2 separate regions of the Homo sapiens genome follow, and region 2 is linked to region 1. The links are chromatin loops, found by intact Hi-C in ENCODE. Cell type or tissue: CD14-positive monocyte. All regions are shown on one strand. Each heading gives the region's core, and the rest is flanking DNA. Links, peaks and the distances in the headings are about the cores only. Region 1 overlaps SMCHD1 (structural maintenance of chromosomes flexible hinge domain containing 1). Region 2 overlaps SMCHD1 (structural maintenance of chromosomes flexible hinge domain containing 1).

Region 1 (12,394 bases), core at 3,609-11,608:
GATTGTGCTTGTAGGAACATTTCTTTAGAACAAGTCTTCTGGTGGTAAATTACTTTGGTTTTTATCTATAAATTGTTTATTTTTCTCTAGTTGACAATTTTAGGTTAACAGATTTTTTTCAGGCACTATAGAGATAATATTCCTCTCTGTCTTTTACTGTTGCTGTCAAAGCCTGCTCATCTGTTTTGTCCTGTCTTATCTCTTAGTCTATTTTCTAGTTCTTCTGTTTGGTTTTTGGTGTTTACAGTGATGTTGATTTCTTTTTATGTATCTTGTTTGGGCTCTTTTGGTTTTCCTGGATCTGTGAAGCCATGTCTTTTATTGGTTCAAGAATATTTACAGCTATTTTCCATTCTCTGTCCCTTCTCTTTCTAGAGCTGCATTTAATCTTGTGCCAGATATTTTCCTTTGGTCATTTATGTCTTTTAACGCCACTTTGATATTTTCAGTTTTCTTTTCTTTCTTTGTTTCCTGTGGTTACGTTCTTTGCATCTTTCTGTTCTCTAATTCTCTCCAGCTATGTCACACCTGCTCTTTAATCTTTCCATTGAGTTTAATAGTGGTTCCAGCCTCACCTTCATTCTGTTTATTTCTGATAATGGGGGATGATGTCCCCGGAGACTTTGCCTACATTTTGAAAGACCAGTGATGCCTCTTCTTCAGAATATTGTTATGGTGCACTGTTCCCTCAGAGCTCTTCATTTATCATGATATATGGAAGTGAGACTCTCCTTTGCTCTAATTACCATTATTCTTCAGACAATATTTTAGCAAGTTTTGAAGTAGCAAACAGTTTTGAAGGAAAGTTTTAGAGGCATGAGGATAATAAAAATACTTATTTAGTCCTGTTTGCTGAGAGATTTTCTGATTTAGTAGGATTGAGCCCAAGAGTTTGCATTTCTTAAAAGTTTTCAGCTAAAGCTGATGCATCTGGCCTGGGGACTACACTTTGAGATGCACTGGAGTAGATGTCTTGACACTGATTATTTCACCTTTCAGTTAGGGGTGTTTGCAGGCGTGATCATTTTATTAACACTGAATACAAGTGCAATGAAAGTTTCTTTTGACACTTAACTAGCTTGTTTAAAATCACTGCATTAATGTTTTATTTTAGTGATCATTCAGGATATGTTCGTCCAGTACCAGTGCCACGCAGTTTAAATAGTGATATTTCCTATTTTGGTGTTGGGGGCAAGCAAGCTGTCTTCTTTGTTGGACAATCAGCCAGAGTAAGTAAAAAGATTTCTTATAAATGAAAGTTGATCAAAATATTTTGAAGTTGACTCTGTCTAAATGCATTAACCAGTTTATTAGGAATTTAAAAAGTACTCTTTTTAATATTTAACAGATGATAAGCAAACCTGCAGATTCCCAAGATGTTCACGAGCTTGTGCTTTCTAAAGAAGATTTTGAGAAGAAGGAGAAAAATAAAGAGGCAATATATAGTGGATATATTAGAAACAGAAAGGTACAATACATTTTAACTCATAATTATAAATTTACTCCTTTGGATAGACGGTGGGACAGAACTTAACTTGAAAGTATGAAATTTTCAAAATGAGTTACCCTTTCCTTTAGTCATAATAACAAAAATGGGCTTTCTCAAGCCAAAAATCTTCAGACAAGTTGTCTCATAAAGCTTACTAAGCTTTCTGTAAATTGCTTGTAGGATTGTAAGCTTTTTTCCCTGGTCTGAATTTGGGTTTTAAAATCTTTGTTGTATAATAAAATTATAGAGTAGAAAAACAGTAACAGGGTAATGGACTTTCAGGAAATTGGACCTCTAGAGAAATAAATGAGAGATTGCTCTTACAAGTTTGCATTGAAATTCTTGTGTTCATAAGACAAAATGTTAACAAATTTGAATCTTGGTGGCAAGTAAATGGTATATTTATTGTATATTCCTTCAACTCTTCTTTGTTTGAAACATGATTTTTTTTCTTTTTTTTTTTTTTTGAGATGGAGTCTCACTCTGTCTCCTGGGCTGGAGTGCAGTGGCGCAACCTCAGCTCGCTGCAACCTCCACCTCCCAGGTTCAAGATATTCTCCTGCCTCAGCCTCTCGAGTAGCTGGGATTACAGGTGCCTGCCACCATGCCCTGCTAATTTTTTTTGTAGTTTTGGTAGAGACAGTGTTTCACCATGTTGGCCAGGCTGGTTTTGAACTCCTGACCTCAAGTGATCCGCCTGCCTCAACCTCCCAAAGTGCTAGGATTACAGACGTGAGCCACCGCGCCCAGCCTGAAACATGATTTTTAATCTAAAATCTTTAATATATAAGTTAGTTTACTTACTATTTTAAGAGATGGGGTCTCACTCTGTCCCTCTGGACTAGAGTGTAGTGGTGCTATCACAGTTCACAGCAGCCTCGAACTCCTGGACTCAGGCAGTCTTCCAACCTTGGCCTCCCAAAGTGTTGGGATTACGGGAAAATATTTATTTTAAAGTGATTTTGGGCTGGGCATGGTGGCTCAGTCCTGTAATACCAGTACTTTGGGAAGCTGAGGTGGGAGGATTGCTTGAACTCAGGAGTTTAAGACCAGCCTCTGTAACATAGGAGACCTTGTCTCTACTAAAAAAAAAAAAAAAAAAAAAAAAAGCCGGGTGTGGTGGTGTGCGCCTGTAGTCCCAGCAGCTCAGCAGGCTGAGGTGGGAGGATCACTTGAGCCCAGCTGCAAGTGAGCTATGATCATGCCACTACATTCCAATTTGGGCGATAGAGCAAGACTGTCTCAAAAACAATAAAAAATTTTTAAAAGGTAATTTTGAACTTTTAAAAATTTGGCTTTCTGATTCTAAAACAACTTGTAGGAAACTTTATAGAAAAGCCTAAGGAAGATAAAAATACTCCCAAGTCCTAGAGAAGCCTACTGAAACATTTTGGTGAATTTCCTTCTAATTCAGCTTTTTAAAATATATACTTAATAGTTTTGATCCCACATTTAAAAAATTAACATGTTGAGTATTTCCCCATTATAAAATATTTTGATACACAATGGTTTTTAGTAGCTTTATAACATTTCCTTCAATGAATGTAACATAATTTCATGATTCTGTTGAGCATTTGGCTTATTTAAAGGATTTTACAGTAATTGTAAAGACATTGCGATGAGTATCTTTGCATAACATCTTACCTGAATTACAGATTTTTTTCTTAGGTTAGATTGTTATAATTTTAATAGCTGTGGTAATGAATTTGAACTTTTTTTTTGAGACAGAGTCTCACTCTCTTGCCCAGGCTGGAGTGCAGTGGCATGATCTCAGCTCACTGCAACCTCTGCCTCCCTGGTTGAAGCAATTCCCCTGCTTCAGCCTCCTGAGTAGCTGGGATTACAGGCACATGCCACCACACCTGGCTAATTTTTTTCTTTTTTTTTTTTTTTTTAGTGGAGATGGAGTTTCACCATGTTGGCCAGACTGGTCTCAAACTCCTGACCTCAGGCAGTCCGCCCACCTCGGCCTCCCAAAGTGCTAGGATTACAGGTGTGAGCCACCACGCCCAGCCTGAATTTGAACTTTTTAAATGTTCATGGCATGTATTTCAAAACTGCTTGTCAGAAAGGTTAAACCCAAAGTCACATACACTTCCAACAACTGTATGGAAGCACATTTCTGATCATTTATTTTTCAAAAGAATGAGAAGGGGAGAGGGCAGCAAAATGTTGGCCATTTGATAATTGAAAAAAAAAAAAAAAACCTTTTCTTTCATTAGTTGATGGGTTGGATTTTTTTTTTCCATTTTATTATCCACTTTTATTTTCTCGATAACTTAATATACCCTTTGTGCAGGACATTACTTTCTTTTCTTTGTTTCATTTACTTAACAAATTGCATATTTTGATATTTTTACATAACAGTATTCCATCTTGTCTTAACCACCACAGAGCCCTATAAAATATAATGGTGGAAATATTACTTGCCATGATAAAACTGGTGAAAAATAGGAATTGAGAATTTAGGTGGTTTTCAAAACTGTGTGCATATTACAAAGCTTGTATACAACTGTGTCTCTTGGAGCACCATTTTTCTGCCAGCCTTTTCTGTGTTTTGTGCTTAGTTCTTCCCAACAAACATTTCTTGGGTACCAACAAGTACCTGGTCTGTTTCCTTTTCTGACTAGTCTTTTCCAGCCTATTTTTGTTGGACTTCTATCTCTGATCTGTGAGCAGTTTTCAGAATGTGGGTGGAATTGGTGGTTCTTGTTCTATAGTCAACAGTCTTACCTTTTCTAAAGATGTGTTATTTGCTACTTATGTCAAAAGCTCTCAAATCTGTGTTTCGTGTGAAAACTTTTCTCAATACTGAGACACTGAATCATGCTAGCTTCAGTAAAGGAAACAGACCATCCTGGGCCTTTTAACAGAAAATATTTAATAGAGGGAATTAGATGCTTACCTGATTATTGGAAGGGCCAAAGGAATGAATTATGGGCTAAGCCTTCTAGAATGATGCCAGGAATCTGAAGTTATCCTGGAGGGATGCTGCAACATTTGCTATAATCATTCAGTTAGAGGACCACCACTGGGTCTGGGATTCAGGAACTCGCTGCTGTATCTGTGATCCACGAGTTGGAATGATCTCACTGCCACAATTGCTCCAAAACTGGAAAACAGAGTTTCTGGCCATAACTAGGGCTGCAGTGGCCTTTTGACACTTTAAACCTGAAACCTGGTTACTGATCTTTCAGTGCCTTGTGTGATAACACAAAACTTTTAAAAAACTTCAGGAAATAGCCTCTGCTTCATTTTTGGCATCCACATTTTGGCTGGTACATCTAATTGGTGAAAACTAATTTGCATCCACAATCCAAACAGTATTTTTTTGCCTTCCAACCTCTGCAGCCCAAGAGAGTACAGTAAAAGGTGGTAGGAATGGGTGATGAATACCAACTGATCATATCCAGTACACTCATTTCCAGGTTCAATTAGATGTTCTTTCTTAGGTGTTCGAGGAGTAACTCACTTTTGGTACCTTTGAAGTCAAATATTGGCTGGGCACAGTGGCTCATGCCTGTAATCCTAGCAGTTTGGGAGGCTGCGGAGGGAGAATCTCTTGAGCCCAGGAGTTCAAGACCAGCTGGGCAACATTGAGAGACCATGTCTCTTAAAAGAAAGAGATCAAATATTATCCGTAAACCTTTCTTATTCTCTCCTTCTCCTGTCTTCCTCTCAACTACCCTTTACAATTACTGGCATCCACTAGCCATGCAGTTAAAGTTGGTAATCCTTTTTGTTAATCATTCAGCACATTTAATTTTGTCTTTTATATTATTTTCTTTCATCTATCCTCTCTTCCACCCACTTTCCACTGCTCTAATTCAGCCATCCCGCTTCATCTTTTATCATGTTTATCGTATGTCCTAAAACTACCTTGTTTCCTTTATGCTCTTGAATTCATGTTCTCATTTGTCTGGAATGTTATTATTCAGTCATCTGCTGGGTGACTGTCACCCTCGTTTTACCTCTGTAGCTCTTGGTTCATATCTTCATACATAATAGCATATTGTTTTGTAATCATTTGTTTTTTCATCTCCTACCAGATGGAATTTGTAGAGCACAAAGGCACTGTCTTATTTATCTTGAACCTATCTTTCTCAGGCCCAAGTTGAGGCATAGGACTTACAGAAGATGCTTGATAAATATTTGGATAATGAATTTGCATCGTTAGTAAATTCAGACTAATCTCCTGACTCAAAGTATATGAAATGTTACTTGTATATATTGTAGCTGTGATATTAGCAATTAGTGTATAGAGATGCATTATAATGGTTTTGAAGGGGTATGGTCTTAAGGATTTATTGTTTTTTAAATCAGAAATTTTAGAATTTGATAGACAAATTCTGAAAGAGCTGTAACACTTTTTAATTAAGCAAGTAATCATACATACTTATTTTTAAAAATCAACTTGATTTCCTAGATAGAATAGTTTAGTCTGTTTTTATTTCCACAGTTTTATAATGTATATAGCAACATACACAGTAGATATAGTCTCCTATCACTTAAGGACAGGGATGCATTCTGAGAAATGTGTCATTAGGTTATTTTGTTGCTATGTGAACATCATAGAGTGTACTTATACAAACTTAGATGGCATAGCCTGCTACACACCTAGGCTATATGGTATAGGGTACTGCTCCTAGTCTACAAATTTGTACAGCTTGTTACCCCAGGCAGTTGTAACAGAATGGTAAATATTTGTGTAGCTAAACATAGAAAAGGTACACTAATTTTACAATACTGTATCATCTTATGGGACCACTGCAGTCAATTGTTGACAAAAATGTTATGTGACATATGACTGTATATGAATACACACACAAACGCGCATGCGTGCATACCATGTTTTTTGTTTGTTTGTTTGTTTGTTTGTTTGTTTTTTGAGACATGCTTGTTGCCCAGGCTGGAGTGCAGTGGCGCGATCTTGGCTCACTGCAACCTCAGCCTCCCGGGCTCAAGCGATTCTCCTGCCTCAGCCTCCCTAGTAGCTGGGTTTATAGGCGTGTACCACCACGCCTGGCTACTTTTGTATTTTAAGTAGAGATGGGGTTTCGGCTTGTTGGCCAGGCTGATCTTAAACTCCTGACCTCAGGTGATCTGCCCGCCTCAACCTCCCAAAGTGCTGGGATTACGGGAGTGAGCTACCACGCCCGGCCTGCAATTTTTTAAAACATAGATTCATACTACAGATGGAGAAGTTTGTAATTTTATCCTCAAATTCCCCTACTAACTCCCTTCCATAAGTTTTAGATATTCTCTGAAAGTGGGTTGGTGTCCAGGATGATTTTACTTTTAAGCACTATGTGTTTGGGCTTAGCTAGCTGGGTCCAGCCTGCCCTGTAGTTTTCTTGAACATGGAGGGCTGGGCATTGGTCCTGACCAAGTTAAGTGGTAGGTCTCCCAAGCAAGCGTTCATTCTACCCTAGGGGTAAGTGTCCTCAATTTTTTAAGGCATTTTAAAACTCAGTATTTGTCTTTACCTTTTCGTTTATGATTCTAAAATCGGTTTAGCATTATAAGATAGGGTGCTCTTTATGCATGCTAGTTTAGCAGTCTGTGTGAAAGTTCCCTTGTCTTCACAGTGTTGTCACATACTCAGCCAGTTTGTTGTATTGGGCCAGTTTCCTCCAAAGCTTTTCTGAAACCTATTTGTGAAACTCCAAGTAAATCACATTAAAATTTGATGCAATAGCTATTTGTATAATTATAATTTAGATGATTTAATCTGTTGTATTTCTGTTCACTCTTGTAGCCCTCTGATTCTGTTCACATTACAAATGATGATGAAAGATTTCTACATCATCTTATCATAGAGGAGAAGGAAAAAGATAGCTTTACTGCTGTGGTTATCACAGGGGTACAACCAGAACACATACAGTACTTGAAAAATTATTTCCACCTTTGGACACGACAGTTAGCGTAAGTAATTATATTTGGCTTAGGAAATGTTGCTACTTAACTTTTTTAAGGCAGAAAACATTACAGATATATTGAAGCCTCTTTGGTATCCGTTTTGCTCCTGTCTCATTTTCTTCCCTTTAGTATTATCCAGTACTCTGATATTGGTGTTAAAACAGCTCTCTATTCATTTATTCTGTAAATATTTATAGATCACCTCTAGTGTACTGAGCATTATTTGAGGCACAGGATTTTGACAATATTATAAAATTAAAAAAGAACTTCACAGTTTGTCAGATTGAGCACTATATCACTTCCATGACCCCGTTTTGTGCTTCTTTTCCATAGGACCTGTCGTAATCTTCCATACCATATATATTTATTTTTGTTGTTAAATTCACTGCTGTATCTCCAATGTCTTCTAGAAGAATACTTGCTACATGGTAGATGCTCAAATGTTTATCAAGTGAATGAATGCATCAAGCCTATTAAAATAAAAAATATACGTACATATGTGCCTATATGACATTAGTACTGAAAATAATCATTGTGTTTTTATTCCAGTAACACTTGTAGGGACTCTATATTCCATTAGACCAAATCAGAGGAATAGTTATTTAATGGCTCTAAAAAAAAATTTTTTTTTTTTTTTTTGAGACGGAGTTTCACTCTTGTTGCCCAGGCTGGAGTGCAATGGCGCACTCTTGGCTCACTGCAACCACCACCTCCTGGGTTCAAGTGATTCTCCTGCCTCAGCCTCCCGAGTAGCTGGGATTACAGGCGCGTGCCACCACACTCAACTAATTTTTGTATTTTTAGTAGAGACAGGTTTTTGCCGTGTTGGCCAGGCTGGTCTTGAACTCCTGACCTCAGGTGATCCACCCACCTCAGCCTCCCAAAGTACTGGGATTACAGGCGTGAGCCATCGCGCCCGGCCTAAAATTTTTTTTTTATAGCTATGTGATACATACGATTTACTGTATTGTTTCCCTAATTTGCATTAGTATGAATTACTGAGACTTGCAAAATGGGTACATCTGCTCAAAATTCATATTTTAAAAATGTATCTTTTTACATTTACCCAAAAGGCTATTGTTCTTGAGAGTCTCAATTTTATACGTAATTATACGCTAAGAGAATTTTAAAATTTTTTTATGGGAAAATAAATTTGGTTTTAGGAATACCTTTTTTCTTGTTGAAGTTGTTTATTATCCCTGTTACCCAAGGTATTTAAGTAGGACTTTGCAGTTTTCTTCAAGTACATATTTTATTAGCTATTTTATAGTTTATTGAAGGAACTCAGTGTACATTAACACATAATTTAAATATACTCTTGCTCTAATGAAGGATTATGAAGAAATATTGCAAATTTCTATTTCACGAATAAAGACGTGGTATTTTATAATCCTGAACAATGTTACCAAAATATAATCTTTTTTAACCTTTTCTGAAAAAATAAAGAGGTGTTATTTCCAAAATGTTGGTTTTCAGTGAGATGGTGTCAAACTTACTAGTTTTGTTTTTGGAATCTTAGGGTAAGATTGTCTCAGTGCTATAGGAGAGGAGAGATGAATGTTCTAGAACAGGGGTCCCCAACGCCCCGGTCGTGAACTGGTACCCATCTGTGGCCTTTTAGGAACCCGGCCCCACAGTGAGTGGTGGGCCCGAGTGAGCATTACCACCTGGCTCCGCCTCCTGTCAGATCACTGGCAGCACTAGATTTCTCATAGGAGCACGAACCCTAATGTGAACTGTGCATGTGAGATATTGCGTGCTCCTTATGAGACTCTAGTGCTTGTCGATCTGAGGTGGAACATTTTCATCCCAAATCACCCCCCTTCAACTCCCATCTCTGGAAAAATTGTCTTCCATGAAACTGGTTTTGGTGCCAAAAAGGTTGGGGACTGCTGTTCTGGAATGGTATTCTCTTATTGAGATTAGATACCTAATCCAGTTTACCACCGATAATTGAGTCCTTTCTGGAACGTACCTGGTAAGTAGAATTATAGACTCTTGCTGTCTAGTTTATATTTATTTGATGAATTATTCCTCTTGGAAGTGGTGTATGTGGTCTTTGAAGTTGGAAAGGTCTGGGTTGAAGCCCACGGCTCCCTAACTCTATTCTGTGATGTCAGATAACTTACATACACTTCTTGCACCCCAGGTTCTATATCTGTAAAATGAGATGCAGTAATACCTGCATCTCAATTGTTTTTACCATTAAATGGAATATGTATTTTAAAATGCTTAATAAAGTGCTTGATACCTAGTAAATAGTGTTAAAATATTTTGATAGAAGATTACATTAACTATAATTTTATGTGAATTAAAAGTATAAAATTATTCTTCTCTATTTTAGGCATATTTATCACTACTATATTCATGGCCCAAAAGGAAATGAAATACGAACATCAAAAGAAGTTGAACCTTTCAACAATATTGATATTGAAGTAAGAGAAAAATCCATCTTAAAATAATAAAAATTATGAGATATTTGTTCCAGTTCCAAATGACTCAGGATAATAAAAAACACTTGATAATTAGACAACTTCTCTCTCCTTGTTTTTTACCAAACTACTTTCATTGTTTGATATCCAACTAAAGAGATTATTCCTAGATGTATTTTTCTCAAACCTTTATTTACTGTAGGCTTGGTTTATCTTTTTTTGTCTCTCTTCTGTGGAGCTATGCATTGTTACTGAACATCAATCATCTCTTGAAGCATGGAGGAAAAGGGAGATAATGTAGCTTTCCTTTTGTTTGTAGAAGTTATATCGTGGTGACAAGGTTTAGCAGCACAGAGCATTTGAGTATTGGATTCTCAATCCTCTAACCCACACGTTAGAATTTCACATACGATGTTGTCCCACTTCCTACCTCTAGCAAGAAACCTCGAATTAAATGTACTCATGACTTTTCTGTCCTTCAGCTCTGATTTGCTGTTTCTTTGCTTACTTTATATTTTTTAGTAGTATGTTCCTTATTGAGATGCTACTTAAAGCTGTTTAACTCATATGTAAATATATGTATTTCATTAAGCCAGATTGTTACTTGTACAAATAAACATAATTTTTACTTATTCTGTTGTTGAATCATAGCTGAGAACAAAAGTAAAGTTACCATAGAATTTAATTATTTTTGTTTCCTTTTTATTTTAGATTTCTATGTTTGAAAAAGGGAAGGTACCTAAGATTGTCAACCTAAGGGAAATACAAGACGACATGCAGACGTTGTATGTAAACACAGCAGCTGATAGTTTTGAATTCAAAGCTCATGTTGAAGGAGATGGTGTAGTGGAAGGGATTATCCGTTATCATCCATTCTTATATGATAGAGAAACTTACCCTGATGATCCATGCTTTCCATCAAGTATGTTAATCTGTTATCTTAGTTATAAAATATGAAGTTGTAATTTAGGACAGTGATTTGTTTTTCTAAATGATTATCGGTTGGGTTATTCAGGTTAGATAAATATTAAATTTTTTCTTATGCAAGTCTTAGATTGTTAGGTATTTGTAATTTTTGTAATTCCTGATTTTTGTGTACATTCATTTCTAGATGAATAAATCTTTAATGAACTCTTCTTTTAGTTCTGTTACGAAACCAAACTTTTAGATATGTATGCGTATTAATCCTTTATATGTTCCCTTGTCTTCTCTTTATCCTTGTTGCAGTTTTACACTTTATGCAGTCATATTTACTAACTTTTTCTTTATGCTTTCTGATTTTGTCTTACTGTAGAAAGGCTTTTTACATCTCAAAATTATATAAATCTGTAGCTTTTTTGTTTTTGTTGTCATTTTATGGTCAATGCATCTGTGTTTTTCTTTTTTGTATGTAGAGCAAGGTGGGGTTTTATTTATTTATTTAAATTTTTGAGTGATGGGGTCTTGCCGTGTTGCCCAGGCTGGTCTTAAGATCCTGGCCTGAAACAATCCTCCTGCCTTGGCCTCCCAAAGTACTAGGATTACAGGTGTGAGCCACCACACCTGGCCCCCACCTTTTTTTCCCCCCCCAGTAGAGAGATAGGGATTTAACAATTATTTTCTATGTGGTATTCATATTCAGTTTCTTAGCACCAGTTATTGAATGTTATAATTTACCCAAGAGTTAGAACTTGTATAATACAAAGTTCCCATAAGTACATAGGTCTAGATTCTTTACTATAAAGTACTATTTTATTTTTTTTTAATATGAGTAATGATACTGTCTTGTAGCTTTATCTTGTAATTTGGTATCTTTGGGAAAAAACATTTTCACTATTGTTCCTTTTTGAGAATACTTTTGCTCTTCTAGATAATTTTGGAATCAGCTTTGTACATTCACTTGAAGTAATTCTAGTGAGATTATTGGGATTGCATTGAATTTATAGGTTAACAATATTAAACTTTTTCATTCAGAATACTTCCTTAGTACATTCTTGGTTTTCTAGGGCCTGCAACCAGAGATCCTGATTCGAATCCCATCTTTGCCACTTTCTGTTGGACAAACTACTCCCTGCCTTAGTTTCCTTACCTGGGAAATGGGTAGTTCACACCTCATAGGGGTGTTGTGAAGATCAAATTTAAAAACTGGGGCAACTTCTCAGAATAGTGCTCAACACTATTTATTAAGTGCTCCTGCCCAGTACATATTGTTACTCAGTGGCTCCACTGGCCTTTTTGGTTTTGTTTTTTATTTTTTGGAGACAAAAGTCTTGCGTTGCCACACACGCTGGAGTGCAGTGACACAATGTAGGCTCACTGCAGTCTCTGCCTCCCAGGTTCAAGCAATTCTCATGGATCAGCCTCCTGAGTAACTGGGACTACAGGTGCCCACCACCATGCCAGGCTAATTTTTTGTATTTTATTAGAGACAAGGTTTTGTCATGTTGCCAAGGGTAGTCTCAAACTTCTGAGCTCAGGTAATCCTCCCACCTCAGCTTCCCAAAGTGCTAGGATTACAGGCGTAAGCCCCTGTGCCTGGCCATCTCTGACCTCTTAAATTTGCTGTTTCCAATTT
Region 2 (12,394 bases), core at 420-8,419, 71 kb after region 1:
GGATCATTAGAAGCCCAAACCTCAGCATCCTGCAATATACTCATGTAATACACTTGCACATACACCCCCTGAATCTAAGATAATTTTTAAAATAATGAAAGTTGGAAATTAAAAATAAATAGTATTTCAGTTATTAGAATTCTGGATAGTGATGTTCAAGGCAGTTTAAATACACATCTACATATAATACTGTTGGTATAGGCTGGGTGCAGTGGCTCACGCCTGTAATCCCAGCAGTTTGGGAGGCCGAGGTGGGCAGATCACTTGAGGTCAAGAGTTCAAGACCAGCCTGGCCAATATGGTGAAACCCCTCCTCTACTAAAAATACAAAAATCATCTGGGCGTGGTGGGCGCACACCTGTAGTCCCAGCTATTCAGGAGGCTGAGGCAGGAGAATCGCTTGAACCCAGGAGGCGGAGGTTGCAGTGAGCAGAGATCACCCCTCTGCACTCCAGCCTGGGTGTCACAGTGAGACTCTGTCTCAAAAAAACAAAAAACTGTCGGTATACTAATTTTTTTGATTACCTATGTTTTTTAATACCTCTAAGTTTGTTCTTAGATGGCTGTAAACATCCAAAAATTAACCTGACCTAACTTTTTTATGCTGAATTTTAAAAGCAAATTGATTACTTTTAAAAGATTAATGGAAATAAATTTTAGAAGGTAACATTTAATTTTATTTAGTATGTGCCATTGTTATGTCTTCCCTTCCTCTTAAATGCTAAAGCATCAATATATTGTTAATCAGAATGTCTCTTTTGTTTTGTAAGGTTATAGTTGAAGTCCTGCCTAATCAACCTGTGAAGTTAGTACCTAAAATTAAACCACCTACACCAGCTGTTTCAAATGTTCGCTCAGTTGCCAGTAGGACCTTGGTCAGAGATCTACATCTTAGTATCACGGTAATGTTTATTTTCTTCCAAAACTGCGAAGGGTAACAAGAAAAATTATCTTTGATTTTAGGGTACAAAATTATTTGTATGGATTCTGTCAGTTACTCTGATTAAGGTTATAGGGAAAACTTGTGCAGATGAATTAAATATTTATAAATATCTTTGTATTTGAATACAAATAGAGAATATATAACATTATACATAAAATGAATTCAGAATAATAAGCAGAACTGACTCAAAATGCAGAAATCTCAATCTGCCTACCTTTTTTTTTTTTTTTTTTTGAGACAGGGTCTTGTTCTGTCACCCAGGCTGGAGTAGCATGGCACAATCATAGCTCACTGCAACCTCAAGCAGTCCTCCCACCTCAGCCTCCTGAGTAGCTGGGACCACAAGGTGCACAGCACCACACCTGGCTAGTTTTAAATTTTTTTTCTGTGGGGTTTTGCTGTGTTTTGCTGTGTTGCCCAGGCTGGTCTTGAAATCCTGACCTCATGTTATCCTCCTGCCTCAGCCTTCCAAAGTGCTGGGATTACAGCTGTGAACCACCACACCCAGCTGCTACCTTTTCTAATACATACCTTTACTCACCTGTTTAGTGTATCTATCACGAATGAGTGTGAACTATATTGACTCTTCAATGTCCGGTTCACTGAGGGGACTGAAGGACATAAGTATTTTTTTTAAAGAGATCTGTTCTGATGACTGCTCATAGTTAAGAAAGAAAATCAGAGCTCCTCCAAGGCTGCAGATTTCATGAAGCATAAGCAGCAACACAGCTGTCAAAAATATTAACAAAAACATGTAAAACACAGTAGTGGGACTGCACCTTCATGGAAAATTTGGTTGGTGGGATGCTTGTCTACTTTCAGTTTATTTTCCTGTTTTAGATGATGGGTTATTCTTCCCTAGACATCTCTTCTTTTCCCAAAACATCTTGTTGGGGTAAACGGTGCCATAGAATTACTCCAAGGGTCTTTGAATATCATATAAGCACCGAACATTGTGAGAAACACATATAGGCCTATTGGTTTTCAAATGTATACAGGTGCTGCTGGTGTTAATAAAATATTTAAAGTCACTACAAGTTTATAATAACTTATTAAGCACTTTTTCACATCTGTAGGTACTAAAAGTACATGAAAAGGTGATATTTTAAAATGGGAGTCCTTGTAATTTAGTAAGGTAGGAACTGTTGTATTGAAGTCTCTTGTTCTTTTATGGTTTCTGGAACTATTTCTTGCCTGTGGAACACTCAAACTTAGAACTGAATTTTGTGCTTAGACTAAGAAAGATCCAGATAATTTAATGTTGGGGGCTCTCTGTATTATTTCTGATTTGTACATGCTCTTCTCTGGGTTTAATCTTCTCATCAGTTTCTCTAATTGTTTTCCATTTTTTGTTTTAAGGATGACTACGACAACCATACTGGAATTGATTTGGTTGGCACTATAATAGCCACCATTAAAGGCTCTAATGAGGAAGATACTGATACCCCACTTTTTATTGGGAAAGTTAGAACACTTGAATTCCCCTTCGTGAATGGTTCGGCTGAAATCATGGTAAATTTTTTATATCTTTTGGTAGATAGAATTTCTGTATTTAATGCTTTTAACCACCATATTAAGACACCTTTTCTTTTGTATAGCTATGAAGATGTTCTAATCATAGCACTAAATTGGGAAGTCAGCTGAAATATTTTCTGTTTTTGCTATTACAAATTGAACCCAAGATCTTTATAAGTAAGACTCTCGTTTTTCCTATGGGATAACAGCTTTCTCTGATTCTAGTTGTTTTTAACTTTAGTGACAGTACGTGATGTTTTATGTTTCATTGAAAAGCTGCCGTTATGTGGATAGAAACAAAAAATGTAGCCCAGGTAAATTTTAATTAAACAACTTGTCTTTGTTACTCATTTTTTTCTAAAATGAAAATAGTTTTATTTGTATTTTAAAAATATACAGTGCAAGAACCTCCATAAATAATCAAGATATTGTCACCTGTCAGAGATAATAGATGCTTAGCAACTTAGTATTACCTTCCAGAGTTTCGGCATATACACTAATGCTGCCTGCATACCATGTGTGTATATGATTTATATACATGTTCGGAGGGTGTAAAATTTCATTAATAGAATTGTGCCTTTATAAAAATCTTTTCTTGTTCAACATCTCTAATATATTCTTAGTAAAAGTAAGCCTACATCATTGTATATTAATGACCACAGTTTATTTGATCAATCCTTAGTGAAAATTTAGTTCTTTTCTAAAGTTTGTTTTTATCAACAGTGCTTCCATTAGCTTTCTTCTATGTATAGTCAGCCCCCCATATCCGTGGGTTTCACATCTGTAGATTCAAAAATAATTAGGAAAAAAATTTCATCTGTACTGAATACATACATTTTTCTTGTCAGTATTCCATAAACAATACAACAACTATTTTCATAGCATTTTAGTAGTTATTACTAAGTAATCTAGGGATGATTCAAAGTATATGGAGTATGTGCATAGGCTGTATGCAAATACGACACCATTTTATATCAGGGATGTGAGTATGCATGGATTTGAGTATCTATGGGAGTCCTGGAACTAGTACCCCACAGATACCAAGGGATGACTATATATCCTTTTGCATATATTATTTCTTTAAGAAATTACTAGAAGCAGAATGCGTTAGAGATAGGATATGCATATTTTAAGCCTTTTGGTAGTTACTGCCAGTGCTCTTCAGTTTATATTCCTGCCAGAAGTATATGTCTATCTTACTCATATTAGCAACACTATATGTGTGAACACTTTTAAAAATTCTAACCAAGTATCTGATTAAAAATTTATTTTTGTCGAATATTTTTTGGTTTTAATCTTTCTAAGATTGTTTACCGACCATTTCTTTTAGAATTTTCATTTTTTTCTTAAAAATATTAGTGCTCTTTGGTATATAAGTACTTTTTCATGAGATGTTCTTTTGTTTTTAGAACTTGCCTTTGTTTATATTGGAGGGGCAGATCATATTCACAGTGCTATCTCTGATATCCTTAATTTCTTTAATTTTTGATATATCTGGATTTTATTGACCCTTTTTCAAATCCATTAATTTTCTTGATATCTTTTCAGTAATTCTAACAGTACTAATAGATATGAAATGTTACCTTTTCTTGTATTTTTGTTGTTGTTCATTTCTGTGTCTAACTCATTGCAGCATCACATTGTTTCAGTAAAATTAGGCTTATACGGTAGGAGCCTGCCAGCTGTACCTGGCCTGAAGACTTGTCAATTGGTCTGGCAGTGACTGACCAGTACAGCATTTTCATTGTAATTAGTTTCCAACATTTAAAGTTCTGGAATTTTTACATAAAAATCTGCATTTCTAATTTATTTGGTGAAATCTAAAGATCTGTCAACACTGGGTGAGGATTCTCTTAGCCAGCTGTATGTGCACCCTGAACAGTGACTGCTCCTGTCAGTGTGTCTGGTTTCCAGTCAGCCGCTTCCATGCCACTTCTTTTCATTTATTGACATTGAGGACATGTGTATTTACCACTTATATTCACACTTGTTCTTCCTTTTTTATTATAGTGGAGAATAAAGTAAGATTTTCTTGTGCTCTAACAAAAATTAGGTAATGAAAGCCACGTTGAAAAACAAAGGGGAGTGGGGAGACATACTTAACATGCAGAGTGGATTTGTGTTGGAAGAAGACATCTAGTCTTCTTTCTAAAGAAAGTTTTCTAAAGAAAACTTTACCTGTTTTCCTGTTTAGCTATGTCCAGTTTTCTTTTTTTTTGGAGACAGAGTCTCACTGTCTCACCCAGGCTGGAGTGCAGTGGCGCGATTGCCCCTCACTGCAAGCTCTGCCTCCCGGGTTCACGCCATTCTCCTGTCTCAGCCTCCCAAGTAGCTGGTACTACAGGCACCCACCACCACATCTAGCTAATTTTTTGTATTTTTAGTAGCGACGGGGTTTCACCGTGTTTGCCAGGATGGTCTCGATCTCCTGACCTTGTGATCCACCCGCCTCGGCCTCCCAAAGTGCTGGGATTACAGGCGTGAGCCGCCGTGCCCGGCCTGTCTCCAGTTTTCTTGGCCCCCTTATGGTCATTTGAAATTGCTAAACCTGCTGTATATACTCCTGAGATTCAGACAAGAGATTTAGCTATTCCCCAGCAGCTGTATATAAAAATCTCTTCACATCATGCATGTAAATTGTACTCTTACCACTAGAGGACCCTGATATCTCACTGAATCAATAGAAAACTCAAGTCCTTCTTGGCTCCTGCCTCACATATTGATTTAGTATGTCTGGAGCAGGGCTCTAGAATCTGATTTTTAAAAAGCAGGTGATTCTTATCATTAGGGAAGTTTAGGAAACACTGGTCTAGAGCACAACCAATGTTTGTAAATGTTCCACATTATTGCTTTGTTTAAAGTTACAATCTAAATTTGTAGTTGCTTAAGTTTGTTAATTGTGCTATTCAGATTCACTGTATTATTTGCCTACATGATCTGGACATTTCTGATGGCAGTGTCTAAGTTTCATTCTGATATGCATTTGTTTGTTTCTCATATGCCAAATTTCCGTTTATACTTGGATCCAGTTTGGGACTCTTCATTTCTGTTATTCTGTTTATCCTTTTTTCTTGGTAGGTATGCATCAGGGATTAAAAACTATAAAACTTTGAGATAGGAGATTCCTCTTCAAACAAGATAAAAAGGAAAAGATTATATTTAACTACATTAAAAGTTACACTTTCTGCGGGGCACAGTAGCTCATGCCTATAACCTTAACACTTTGGGAGGCCAAGGTAGGATTGCTGGAGCCCAGGATTTCAAGACCAGCTTGGGCAACATGGCAAAACCCCATCTCTACAAAAAATTTAAAAATTAGCCAAGCATGGTGACAACGCACCTATAGCCCCAGCTACTCAGGCAGCTGAGGTGGGAAGATAGCTTAAGCCTGAGAGGTTGAGACTGCAGTGAGCCATGATTATGCCACTGCATTCCAGCCTGGGTGACAGAGCAAGACCCTGTCTCAAAAAAAAAAAAAGGTTACACTTTATGTACGTAAGCATATCTTAAACAGAATTAAAAGAACAGTGACAATGTGTTGATAATTGTTGACACTGGATAATCAGGTTTATTATCTGATTCTGTAGTAGAAAAAAAAAGTTTTTAAGGTAGTAAATTAAGGAGAAATATTGATTTTGCTGTATGCAGTCATGTCATCACTTAATGACGGGCATATGTTCTAAGAAATACATCATCAGGTGATTTCATTGTTGTGCAAATATCGTAGAGTATACTTAAACCTAGGTGATATAGCCTACTATACACCTGGGCTATATATCACAACCTATTTCCTTTTTTTTTTTTTTTTTTTTTTTGAGACAGAGTCTTGCTCTGTCACCCAGGCTGGAGTGCTTTGGCGCACTCTTGGCTCAGTGCAACCTCCGCCTCCTGGGTTCAAACAATCCTCCCACCTCAGCCTCCCGAGTAGCTGGGACTACAGGCGCGTGCCCACCACACCCAGCTGATTTTTGTTTTTTCAGTAGAGACAGGGTTTCACCATGTTGGCCAGGTTTGTCTCGAACTCTGACCTCAGACGATCCACCCACCTCGGCCTCCCAAAGTGCTGGGATTGTAGGCATGAGCCACCACACCCAGCAGCATAACCTGTTTCTCCTAGGCTACAAACCTGTACAGTATGTGACTGTACTGAACACTGTAGGTAATTTTAACATAATAGTATCTGTGTATCTAAACATAGAAAAGGTATAGTAAAATACAGTATTATAATCTTTTGGGACCACCATTGTACATGTGGTCCTTTGTTAGTGAATTGTTATGTGGTGCATGACTGTATGTTAGATACATATAATTAAAGGACTGATATATTGAACAGATTTCTAAAACCTCCTAAGGAACTACTTGCAAATCAATTAAAAAAAAAAGACAAACCGGTAGAAAAATAAATGGGCAAAGAATATGAGCAGGCAATTAATGGAAAAGAAAATATAAATAACCTGTAAACATAAGAAGCATGATTTCAGTACCACTCAGGGAGATGTTAGTTAAAATAATAATGACTGGTTGCTTTTTAATTCCCCTTTTTAGAAAAAAATATGATTGATATTAAATGTTGGCCAGCATAAGGGGAATTGGGCACTCCCATATACTGCTGGTGAGAGGATAAATTGATACAGCTTCTTATAAGGGAAATTTGATACTTACCTTTTAAAATAAACTTATACTTCTCATTATTCATCCCAGAAAACACATTTGCAGAGAAACATTTGGAGATATATTTTTGCTATGTTATAGATAATTGTTTAAAAATTGTAAACATACTAAATATTTGCCACCCAATGAATGAGTAGTATAGTATAGTGTACTATATACTATACTACTAGTATATATAGTATACAGTATATAGTATAGTATATAGTGTACTATATACTATACTACTAGTATAGTACTATATACTATACTATACATAAATTTTAAATTGGCATCTATACATTCACATGAATTGATCAAATCGAGTGCTGAAAGCAAGTTGCTAAAGTATATGTTACTTATTTTTAAAATGCAAATAGTATTTTTTAAATACATGTTTGCATTTATGTAAGTCTGTTGAAAACCACATTCAGAAACTGATTGGCAGTTGGTTTAATGGTGGGCTTGTATTCTATATTCTTTGGGAAAAAGTCTGTGAGCTGTAATTTATAATTTTATTTCATGGATTGACCTACAGTGCCATATCGATTTAGATTTTTTAAAAATACTACTTCTCTGTAAATTGTATTGTTATAGTCTAAACAAAAACAGCTACTATCGTTTCCCTTAGAACTGTGTGAAAAAATCATTTCAGATAAAAATATATTTGTGTCATTTACTAGTTATATGTTTTGGTCTTAAAGTATATCAAAAGGTTTTTTATCCATTAATGAGAAAGACACAATTTAAAAAATCTTTAGAGCTTTTCAAAATCTCTTGTTCTGTCACCTGGGACTTTGATGGGTCTATTTCCATGTTAACAGCTGTAACTTAAACTCAGCATTGGGCTTTGTGATTGTTTTTATAACTTTCACACTATCAGCTCTTTCATGCTGCTTTCAATTTAGAGGTTAGAATCAAGAAGATTTTACAGGTCAAAATTTTAAGTGGCCATCTCTAATGTGAAGGAAATAACTTTTTCTTGAAATTTTTTATCATATATACTTTTCACATAAGCTGTTTATTGATACGATCATTTGGCTTTCAAACCAATACCAGAAGGTAAAAAGTTGTATGTCTTGGGTAGTGGTGGTGGTGATAATGGTTTAATGGAATCTTAAGGATCAGCCTATGCCTTTGGCCTTTAAAATTAACCACTTACTTGAAAACAGCATAATGAGTTATGTAACATTTATATGTTGTAAATTTTCTTTTTAAATCTTGTTTTCCCCTATTGTTTGTTTATATGTACAGAGTCTGGTGCTGGCAGAAAGTAGTCCTGGAAGGGATAGTACTGAATATTTTATTGTATTTGAGCCCCGGCTACCACTTTTATCAAGAACCTTAGAACCATATATCCTACCGTTCATGTTTTACAATGGTAAGTTTCTAGGAAATAAATGGTTAAACTCCGTTGTTAGTGATACTTTAGATAACCTTGTTTTGCTTTCCATTAACTTGGTGTTTATTAGCTATCTAACCACTTTATGACATATTTTAGAAAAGTCAGTTTTTAAATTATTTAAATTATCTCAATTTTTTTTCTTAGATGTTAAGAAGCAGCAACAAATGGCAGCACTTACAAAAGAAAAGGACCAATTATCTCAGTCTATTGTTATGTATAAAAGTTTATTTGAAGCCAGCCAACAGCTTCTTAATGAAATGAAATGTAAGTCATTTTGTATTCAAGACAAAAATTATGCTTTGGGGAATGATGAGGCAGGTGAGATCGTGATACACAAACAAGCTTCCACTTTCCTAAATTACAAGTAAAATACAGAATGTTTCAGAAAGGTGGTAATGATGGTTGATACTGTCATTGAGAATTCTTAAGATGAAGTATTTCTTATTTTAAATAAATTTGTATCCTGCTTAAAAGAAATCAACACGTTCTGTTAGGAATCTGGACCTGTGGAAAATTTAAGGCTTTCTACATAATAATAATGTTTATATTTAGCTCTAGCTTCTGGCAAAAGATACTGGATAATAATATCACCAAGGGAGTGATGTGTAATGTAATTTTTCATTTGGGTAATGAGCTGTTTGTATTTTACTTCAAACATCTGCAGTTTGTCATACTATGGAGGTATCTGGGGCAGCACACACTGATACTGAAATATGTAAATTATTCTTGAGTCAATTCACAGAAAGTTTGCTGCAGTTTTGTTTTGTTTAGTTTTGTTTTCTGTTTTTTGTTTTTTTTTGAGACACAGTCTCTGTCGCCCAGGCTGGAGTGCAGTGGCACGATCTCACTCACTGCACCCTCTGCCTCCCAAGTTCAAGTGATTCTCGTGCCTCAGCCTCCCAAGTAGCTAGGATTACAGGCACATGCCACCACGCCTGGCTGATTTTTGTATTTTTAGTAGAGACGGGGTTTCACCATGTTGGCCGGGCTGGTCTCGAACTTCTTACCTCAAGTGATCTGCCCACCTTGGCCCCCACAAAGTGCTAGGATTACAGGTGTTAGCCACCACACCCAGCCTACGTTTGCTGCAATTCTTAATAATGTTTCATATAATTGAAAGACAAGACATTTTCTGAGTTGTGCTCTATCATCTCTTCCCTTTTCATTTGTCATATTTTTTTGCTAAGGTTTTTGGCCTTGTGTTATTTTGATCAAGTTAACCAAGAAATATTTACCGCTTGCCTCAAAGTACTCACTTTTGTGTATGCCTGCACAAGATCAAGGATATTTAGAATATAATAGGAGCTAAATCTAGTAGTGAGATAATGTCATTTGTGTAGCACTAAAAATTGTTTTTATAAAGTCTTTGAGAACAGCCTTGTGCAATTATGTATAAATTATGTATACTCGTGGATTAAGATTAAGTAACTTATCCAAGATTACTAGGAGTTTGCAGTATATCATATCTCCCTTTAGTTGCATTAATTTTGTTTTCTCATTTTTGTATATCAGAATTGAGCCTTAAGATGTATAGTTTAATTTTGAATTTCTGAAATGGTCACCTATCAGTTTTCATTTTAGCAACAGACATTAAAAGGAAAAAACAAAAGGAACTTTAAAATATTTTTCAAAAACTATGATTTGGGGGCTATCAGAAATTGATGCAAATTTTTGGTTTTTTATTTTAGGTCAAGTTGAAGAAGCAAGATTAAAAGAGGCCCAATTGCGAAATGAACTAAAAATACATAATATTGACATTCCTACAACACAACAGGTACAGCTTCCAACTATACGTGAAAGATTTTTTATTAAAGTCTATTCTACAATTTTCTCAATTATTCAGTTTTTATTAGGAATTCTGAGTATTGTTGTTTTAGGGTACAAAGACGTGCATTATCGTCACTAGACATTAAAAATGACTAACAAAATGATAGAGTGCTCTATTCAAAGAAATTGCAATTTGTATTTTTAATGTAATGACACCAATAAATGCAATTAATAATACATCAGTTCAAGTACTGCATTGAAAAGGCTGCATAACCACTACACGTGATGGTAAACAAAATAAGAGAAAATAAAAAGCAATCTAGATTTTTAAAATTTATATTCTTTTATATGTGTAACTCAGTTTCAAGAGAAGTCCTATTATAGGTAGTGTATTTCTTGGCTAAGATTTTTTTAAATTCAGTGAAGTGGGAACTTTATATTACTATAACCATGGTTTTTAAAATTGTGTTTTCTTTGTGTGTGTGTGTATTTTCTGATAGTTTTTTTTTTAATAATGCCTACTTACCAACTTTATATTCTTTAGTTATCTAAATTGTTAATTTTTCTCCACTGTCATTATGGGCTGCCTGGTTCAAGAGTAATTGGTCTTGTAGTTAATTTTTCTTTATAAATTATAGGTGCCACACATTGAAGCACTTCTGAAAAGAAAGCTATCAGAACAAGAAGAACTGAAGAAAAAACCTAGAAGATCGTGTACTCTTCCAAACTATACTAAAGGCAGTGGAGATGTTTTGGGAAAGGTTTGTGTTTATTAAGCCTTTTGAAAGGCAGTACATTTTATTATCTTGTTTGTTTAAAACGGGTCTTCTAAAAGTGACAAAAAAGTGTCAGGTTCTTTGTAATTTACTTCTTTCCAATAAAGTACCTGCTCTCATTATTGCAATAGGGATTTGGCAGAGTTTAAAACTGAAATCTGTAATGTTACTATTGAGGGCTGTGGCAAAAGTTGTTAACATCTATTAGTTCAAGGCTTGTTGTTTACTTAGAGATGCTTTCATGTCATGCAGCTCTGTTTTTGGAGGGGGAGACAGTCTGTCACCCAGGCTGGAGTACGATGGTAAGACTGTGGCTCGCTGCTCCCTCCACCTGCTGGGCTCAAGTGATCCTTCTGCCTCAGCCCCCCAAGTAGCTGTGACTACAGGCATGTGCCACCATGCCCAGCTGAAACTGAGGTCAAGTAACTTGCTCAGAGTTGCACAGATAGCAAGTGGCAGAGCCAGGGGTGAAACCCCAAGTAGTCTGACTCTGGAGTCTTTGGTTATTGCCTTTGCATGTATATTCTACTTTTGTAACCACCATATGAACTATTATTTGTAGTATTTCTCATTTATACATAAAGAAATTGAAATTCAGGGAGCTCAAATAACTTGTTAAAATATAGTTAAAGGCAGAGCTTAGATGTGACTCAAGGTCTCTCTGACTCTAAAGTCTGTGATAGTTTTTTTATATGCCCTATAACTTCACAAATATACTGTCCACTGAAAATAGGGGGTAACGTGTAGCAATGTGTATGACCAAAACCGTGTTACGTTATTACCCAAACCTCAGATCCGCAAACTGAAAAATTGAATTTTAATTCAAGTTAAATATAAATTTATGTATTAGGAAACAAGTTGCTAATATACAATGTTTTAAAATATTATTCCAATTTTTAGAAAAAAGCAGTTCTTTGATCCTAAGCATATAAATATATGGCTTCCACATTTTAATAGTTCATCCAATACAAAATTCTTGGACAATATGTGAGATTTTTACCAACATATAAATTTTAGCAAGAGAAATGTATTTTAAAGTCTCCTTTTTAAATATTTCCCATTGCATGTCTTGAAAATCTGGGGGAAATCTTTGAAATTTCGTTTTACATAGTTTCTCTTTTGTCCCCTCAGAAATACAAACCCTACCCTAACCAGTAGGAGAAAACTTTACAGTCCCTCCATGTCATCCTTAGTCTTTTCCCTCGCTTCCTTAAAAAATACTCTTCCTGGCATTTATTATAAAACTAGAATAGTCCGGGCGCGTTGGCTCACACCTGTAATCCCAACATTTTGGGAGGCCAAGACAGGCGCATTACCTGAGGTCAGGAGTTTGAGACCAGC

What was found. Peaks named below come from ENCODE experiments on the same cell type or tissue, not always from the same donor. Only the 100,000 strongest peaks of a DNase experiment are listed, where the experiment ranks them.
Region 2: it touches region 1 in a loop (2.6-fold over the local background); 12 of 110 quality-filtered maps call a loop at or near these places.

The regions. Positions count from the first base shown.
Region 1 is chr18:2,687,280-2,699,673 of GRCh38, forward strand. It overlaps SMCHD1 (structural maintenance of chromosomes flexible hinge domain containing 1), which reads left to right. Exons shown (of 48, transcript NM_015295.3): 6 at 1,115-1,229; 7 at 1,349-1,468; 8 at 7,248-7,414; 9 at 9,753-9,843; 10 at 10,552-10,762. Among named protein-coding and RNA genes, the nearest start is that of SMCHD1, 38 kb to the left of the region's middle. In CD14-positive monocyte, for the core only: no CTCF peak of the experiment used is centred there; no DNase peak of the experiment used is centred there; H3K27ac peaks cover 1,732 bases.
Region 2 is chr18:2,761,335-2,773,728 of GRCh38, forward strand. It overlaps SMCHD1 (structural maintenance of chromosomes flexible hinge domain containing 1), which reads left to right. Exons shown (of 48, transcript NM_015295.3): 36 at 771-902; 37 at 2,303-2,455; 38 at 8,360-8,486; 39 at 8,655-8,774; 40 at 10,199-10,284; 41 at 10,916-11,038. Among named protein-coding and RNA genes, the nearest start is that of EMILIN2, 79 kb to the right of the region's middle. In CD14-positive monocyte, for the core only: a CTCF peak has its summit at 5,145 (motif pointing right); no DNase peak of the experiment used is centred there.